Linked DNA regions of Homo sapiens: region 1 is linked to region 2. The links are chromatin contacts, found by Hi-C in ENCODE. All regions are on one chromosome and are shown on one strand. The core of a region is the stretch at or near the end of the contact, and the rest is flanking DNA. Distances in the headings are between cores, read along the strand shown.

The links. A loop is a pair of places that touch in the nucleus more often than their neighbours do. Pooled maps may share reads with other maps.
Region 1: a loop to region 2 is called in a map of CD8-positive, alpha-beta T cell, with 21 times the contacts of the local background. The contact joins the promoter of ATG10 here to the promoter of ARSB in region 2. A Hi-C loop is called at or near these places in 2 of 168 maps with a recorded cell type or tissue (CD8-positive, alpha-beta T cell and naive thymus-derived CD4-positive, alpha-beta T cell) and 9 of 50 pooled maps.

Annotation. Positions count from the first base shown.
Region 1 is chr5:81,970,749-81,973,448 of GRCh38, reverse strand. ATG10 (autophagy related 10) reads right to left here and starts at 1,426. Exons shown (of 8, transcript NM_031482.5): 1 at 1,143-1,426. RefSeq lists silencers at 1,026-1,265, 1,436-1,765 and enhancers at 780-1,335, 1,336-1,893.
Region 2 is chr5:78,984,050-78,986,749 of GRCh38, reverse strand. It overlaps ARSB (arylsulfatase B), which reads left to right and starts at 1,440. Exons shown (of 8, transcript NM_000046.5): 1 at 1,440-1,813. The coding sequence starts at 1,502. RefSeq lists a silencer at 1,258-2,117.

The DNA.
Region 1 (2,700 bases), core at 177-2,676, 3.0 Mb before region 2:
GACAGAAAAATGGTTAATATTGGCCGGGCGCGGTGGCTGACGCCTGTGATCCCAGTACTTTGGGAGGCCGAGGCAGGCGGATCACAAAATCAGGAGTTCCGGACCAGCCTGGCCAATATGGTGAAACCCCGTCTCTACTAAACTTACAAAAATTAGCTGAGCGTGGTGGCGGGCACCTGTAGTCCCAGCAACTCGGGAGGCTGAGGCAGGAGAATTGCTTTAACCCGAGAGGCAGAGGTTGCAGTGAGCCGAGATCGTGCCACTGCACTCCAGCCTGGGCGACAGAGCAAGACTCTGTCTCAAAAAAAAGAAAAGAAAAATGGCTAATATCCTACAAGGCACTAAAACTACAACCTTTAGGAGTACTGTATTTTTTTCTCTCCCACTCAGAAATAATTTGCATCTCCATTAATGAAAAAGATGTTAACTACAAAGCCTAGGCCCTAATCAATATCATCATGCCAAACAAAATATAGTCCCCTAGACATCTAAATCATCTTCAGGTGGGCCTGTTAGGCTCCATTTTGACTCTGAAAAAAACATGCTGTCCTTTTGCCTTATTTCCAATACTTTTGTAATTTTTACCGCCACTAAAAGTTTCTATAAATCAGTCAACTATTCCTTTATCATTCTCCGGTCCTCCCCGCCAATTCTTGATTTTATAGGTTTTTTGGGAGGTTTAAAAAAAAAAGAAAGACCTGTTGGCTCTAAATATCAAGTTATTCCTCCTGATACTTAATCTGAAACTTCAAATTAAGTTGGACTCAGCCACTGGAAGCCCCAGTAATTTAATACTGTTTCAACCAAAGATTTGCTATCAGTATGTGGATTTTAAACACAAAGTAGTTACTACCCACTTCGAGGGTGCTTTGGGTACTGGGCCAGGTGTGCTGGTGACACCGTGTGCGCGACGGGGACCGGGTCCCCGAGGAGGGAGTGTCCTCGCCCTTCCCCGCTCGCGGCGGCCAGCACAGGCCTGCAGTTACCGGCGGGGACCCGCTTCCCCGGCCTTTTGTTCAGGACTGGGCTGTTTCCCGCCTACCCGCGCGTGCCCTTCCTCCCTGTCCTAGGAGTGGGGCAAGGACCGTGTGGGAAGCAGAGCCGGGAGGAGACAACCGGCAAGGGCTGTGGGGAATACTCACCCCTCTCCGCTCGGCCCCTGACCCCGCAGCCCAGCCCGGCGAGGGCGGGGCGACGGGGCCAGGGGGAGGAGAGCTGGGGAGAGGGACCCAGCGCCCTGCGAGGCCACTGCCGCGCCGGTGACCCTACGGAACTGAATGATGGGACTGCGGGGGCCTCGAGGGCGGAGGAAGAGCCGAGCCAGCGCGCCCCGAGGCCAACCAGAAGTGGCCGTGGCCTCCTTCAGTCAGGTCCGCGGCCTCCTTCAGTCAGGTCCGCCACGGCCGAGTCGGAGCGTGCGCACTGCGCCTTCCCGCGCCGTGGGGGCCGCCTAGCGCAGGCCGGTGACGTGATCGGCCGCGCGCTCTGGGCAGGGCGGGGCTGAGACCCAGGCCGGGACTGGGAGCGGGTGGAGAGGAGGGAAGCGAGACCTCCCCGCCGCCCGCGACCACCCCCGCCAAGGCCCCGCCCCTCGCCTGGCGGGCAGCTCTCCCCCGCCAACCCCCACCTCCAACCCAACGCAGGCGGTGCCCTCCGCGGAGCACAAAGGCGGCTCGTTGACGGGGGAGCGGGTTACTAGCATCCCCCTAAGAGGTTGGGGAACCATGCCAGCATGCTTACGCTACAAAAAGTCCTGTAAACACCACAATTAAGCACAAGCACGGCTACCCCTTGAAAACTTACGGATGGAGGGAGAAGTTAGGAATTCGAATATTGACAATAGTACCATCTGTGGCACATATCCCAGAGGAGAAAAAAAAAAAACTAGCAGCAAAATTAAATTGGGGCGAAACGATGGGGATAAAGACTAGAAAAAATGTAGGAGTAACAGGGGTAATCGAACTGAAATAGCAGACATCTGAAAGAAAACTAGCATCTGCTCCTTCTAACAACAGAGTTAAATTTGTTGGAAATGAAAGGAGAAAATGCAGGCGAAGAAGTGAAAGGAAAACCTGCCTTCAAACTACATGACATAGTTTTTTGATCTTGTACTACAGTTGTGTAAGATGTCACCATTGGAGGAAACTAGGTGATAGGTACACGGGACTCTAGGTGCTGTAGTATTTTTGCAATTTCCTGTGTCTATAATTATTTCCAAATAATAAGTGTTTTTAAAAGGAGAGAATACTGATCAGTGGCGACCAGGGCAAAGGGCTGGAGGAAGGGGGTGACTGAAAAGGAGCTTGAGAGCTTCTATACCGTGATTGTGTTGGTGACTAAACCACTGTTTGACAAAACCCATAAGAGGTATAAATTTTACTGCATGTGAAATAGTTTAAAACTCAAAATGATGCGACTAATAAAAATGAACTTACACTAACATTTTTTAGCAACTATGGATATAAATTAATTGGTAGCTGCCAATTTAGATTATCCATTTAATTTTTTTAAAAGCACAAGGCAGTGTGTTCTGAATGAGAGCTTAAGTAGACCAGGTGTCTCCATCAACTTTAAGTATTTACCTTAAAAACGTATTTCACAGATGAAAACAAGAATGCGGCTGGGCGCAGTGGCTCACGCCTGTAATCCCAGCACTTTGGGAGCCCGAGGTAGGAGGATCGCTTTAGCCCAGGAGTTCAA
Region 2 (2,700 bases), core at 191-2,690:
CAAACAGTTCTCTCAAAAGTTATTCTTTGAATTTAATGCTAAAATTTTCACTTTTTTCTGCTAAATTTCATTGATTCCACTAGAGATTAAAGTGCATACAACATAAACTAATCTACTTCATGCAAAGAAAAAAAGTGTATGTAAGAGGCAAACATTTCATGTGTTAAAGGATTCTTGGGGAAAAAAAGGTAAAATCATGACCCTCATACAAATATAAAAGTGAATACATGATTTTATTTAACTCATTAATAAGGAAATTGGTAAGGTGTTAAAACCAATTCAAAGGACAATCCAAAGAACAGATCAGGAATACTAAAATAAATATGCAAGCGGAGGTGAAACTGTTTTCCTTGGTAGTGGTGGAGGGGAAGGATTGCTACTCCGCTGGATAAAGTTCATTTGTGTATATATAAATAAGAATTATTTTCCATTGTTATTTATCTATAACTTATAAAGTTGTAAACAACTTCCACGGAATCAGACTCAACCTGGAAGGGTATGGTCTCTAGGCAATGCAAAAATTTTCCCCTACACCTGTTAACAACTATAATATCTCCAGACAGAGTAGACAGAAAGTCTGGATGGCAACGGGAATCTACTGGTCATACGGCTAACTTCCTAATTCAATAAGCACGTGACTAAAGGATTTTTTCCTTCCACTCAGATATTTCAGGCTAACTAGATACTGTGTGCTTCTTAGTGTCACTGCTTAGTGGGGGAGCCAGCTCTGAGTGGGGTCATATCCGGACAAGCGAATGAGCTATTTATTCAATGACCACGCAACACTCCAAATCCTCCCAGGGCAACTTGAAAGTAACCGCACCTTCCAAAGGGCACCGTGCAATCAGACTGTGTGTTTGGCCTCCTGTTTGCTAGTGGGGAGGAAGCGGCTTCATGGGTGTACACTACGCATAAATGAATGTGAAAGGCTATTTAGACCTCTGCCTTTTCACCGTCCTCCCACCTGCCACAGGCTGGGCTCTTGTGCTAGAAATGACTTGCTAGCTAGACATCATGGTTCAGGATCTGAGTCAGAGGTTTAACCATTTATAAGCTTTTTTCTTATGAAAAATTGGCACTAATTATAATGTCTAACTGTCAGAGTTGTTGCAGGCTTTACAGGAGACGCGGGCTGTGAAGATGCTTTGTAAATTGTGAAGCGTTATTAAAGAACACATCTTTTTTTTTTAGGAAACCACAGTGCAAATTTAATTGCCGGGGAAGATAACGGGCCTTGGTGCCCTCCAAGCGTCAGCTGAGTTTCCAAGAAGCCGGGCAGCGGGCGCCCGCGGGTTCGTCTCTGGCTCCTCCTCCGCCACAGCAGCCGGGGGCCCGGGTCGGAGGCGGCGGGGGCCGAGCGCCCGGCCTCGCAAGCCCACGGCCCGCTGGGGGTGCCGTCCCGCGCCGGGGCGGAGCAGGCCCCGGCAGCCCAGTTCCTCATTCTATCAGCGGTACAAGGGGCTGGTGGCGCCACAGGCGCTGGGACCGCGGGCGGACAAGGATGGGTCCGCGCGGCGCGGCGAGCTTGCCCCGAGGCCCCGGACCTCGGCGGCTGCTCCTCCCCGTCGTCCTCCCGCTGCTGCTGCTGCTGTTGTTGGCGCCGCCGGGCTCGGGCGCCGGGGCCAGCCGGCCGCCCCACCTGGTCTTCTTGCTGGCAGACGACCTAGGCTGGAACGACGTCGGCTTCCACGGCTCCCGCATCCGCACGCCGCACCTGGACGCGCTGGCGGCCGGCGGGGTGCTCCTGGACAACTACTACACGCAGCCGCTGTGCACGCCGTCGCGGAGCCAGCTGCTCACTGGCCGCTACCAGGTACGCGGCGCCCCCGCCGCCCGCGCCGCCCCCGCCCCGCCTTTCGCCGGCGCCCTGCCGCTCCTACCCGGCCCTTGAGGCCGCGGGCGCTGGCAGGCGGGGCTCGGACCGCCGACCCAGTTATGGGTCCCGGCGGCTTCTCGCCCCAACCTCGCTCTTCCAGGCCGGCAGCCCGCCGCGGCCTCTGCGCATGCCCGGCTCTGGCGCCCCGCGGACCCGCGCCCCGGCCGCCGGGTTGGGCGGGTGGCTTTGTCTTTCGTTTTCTGAAGCTCCGGGCGAAGGGGTTTATGGGAATGCCGGGTGCTGGGCGCCGCGGCCGGCAGGCGGAGCGGTCCTGAGGTGGGAGGCTGGGGAGGGCGTGGGCTGGGAGCAAAGACGAGGGGAGAGGTAAAATGAAGGGGTGCTCGCCGTGGGTGCGACCCTGGCCCGTGGGAACCCAGCGGTGATAGGTTAGGAGTGTCCCACCAAAGATTATTTTTTTCCAGGTTCTCAACACCCCTGGAATGAAACCTGATGCTAGGTTGATTTTTCTTAGGCTGCTGACATTCCTTTCACATGTAACCTTGTATTGAACTCTTCTGAGCATCTTCATTATCGCTTTAAAAGCTTCCCTTTAGGAACGGCTCCACAGTTAACGAAGGAAATATAAATGTAGAGCGTGCATAGATGTTAGATGGCTAAGAATATCAAGAACATTTGCATAGCACTTTGTTGTTTTTAAAGTGAATTATTGAAACAGTGCATGAGGTAGTTGTTTTTACCCCGTTTTACAGACGAGGCAGGAAGCCTGTAAAGGCTCGTTGGCATAAGAATCGCACAGCTAGAAAGTGGTCAAGGCAGTGTCCGTTGTGCTTTTCCTGCATCCACTGGTCGTCCCGGGCTTATGA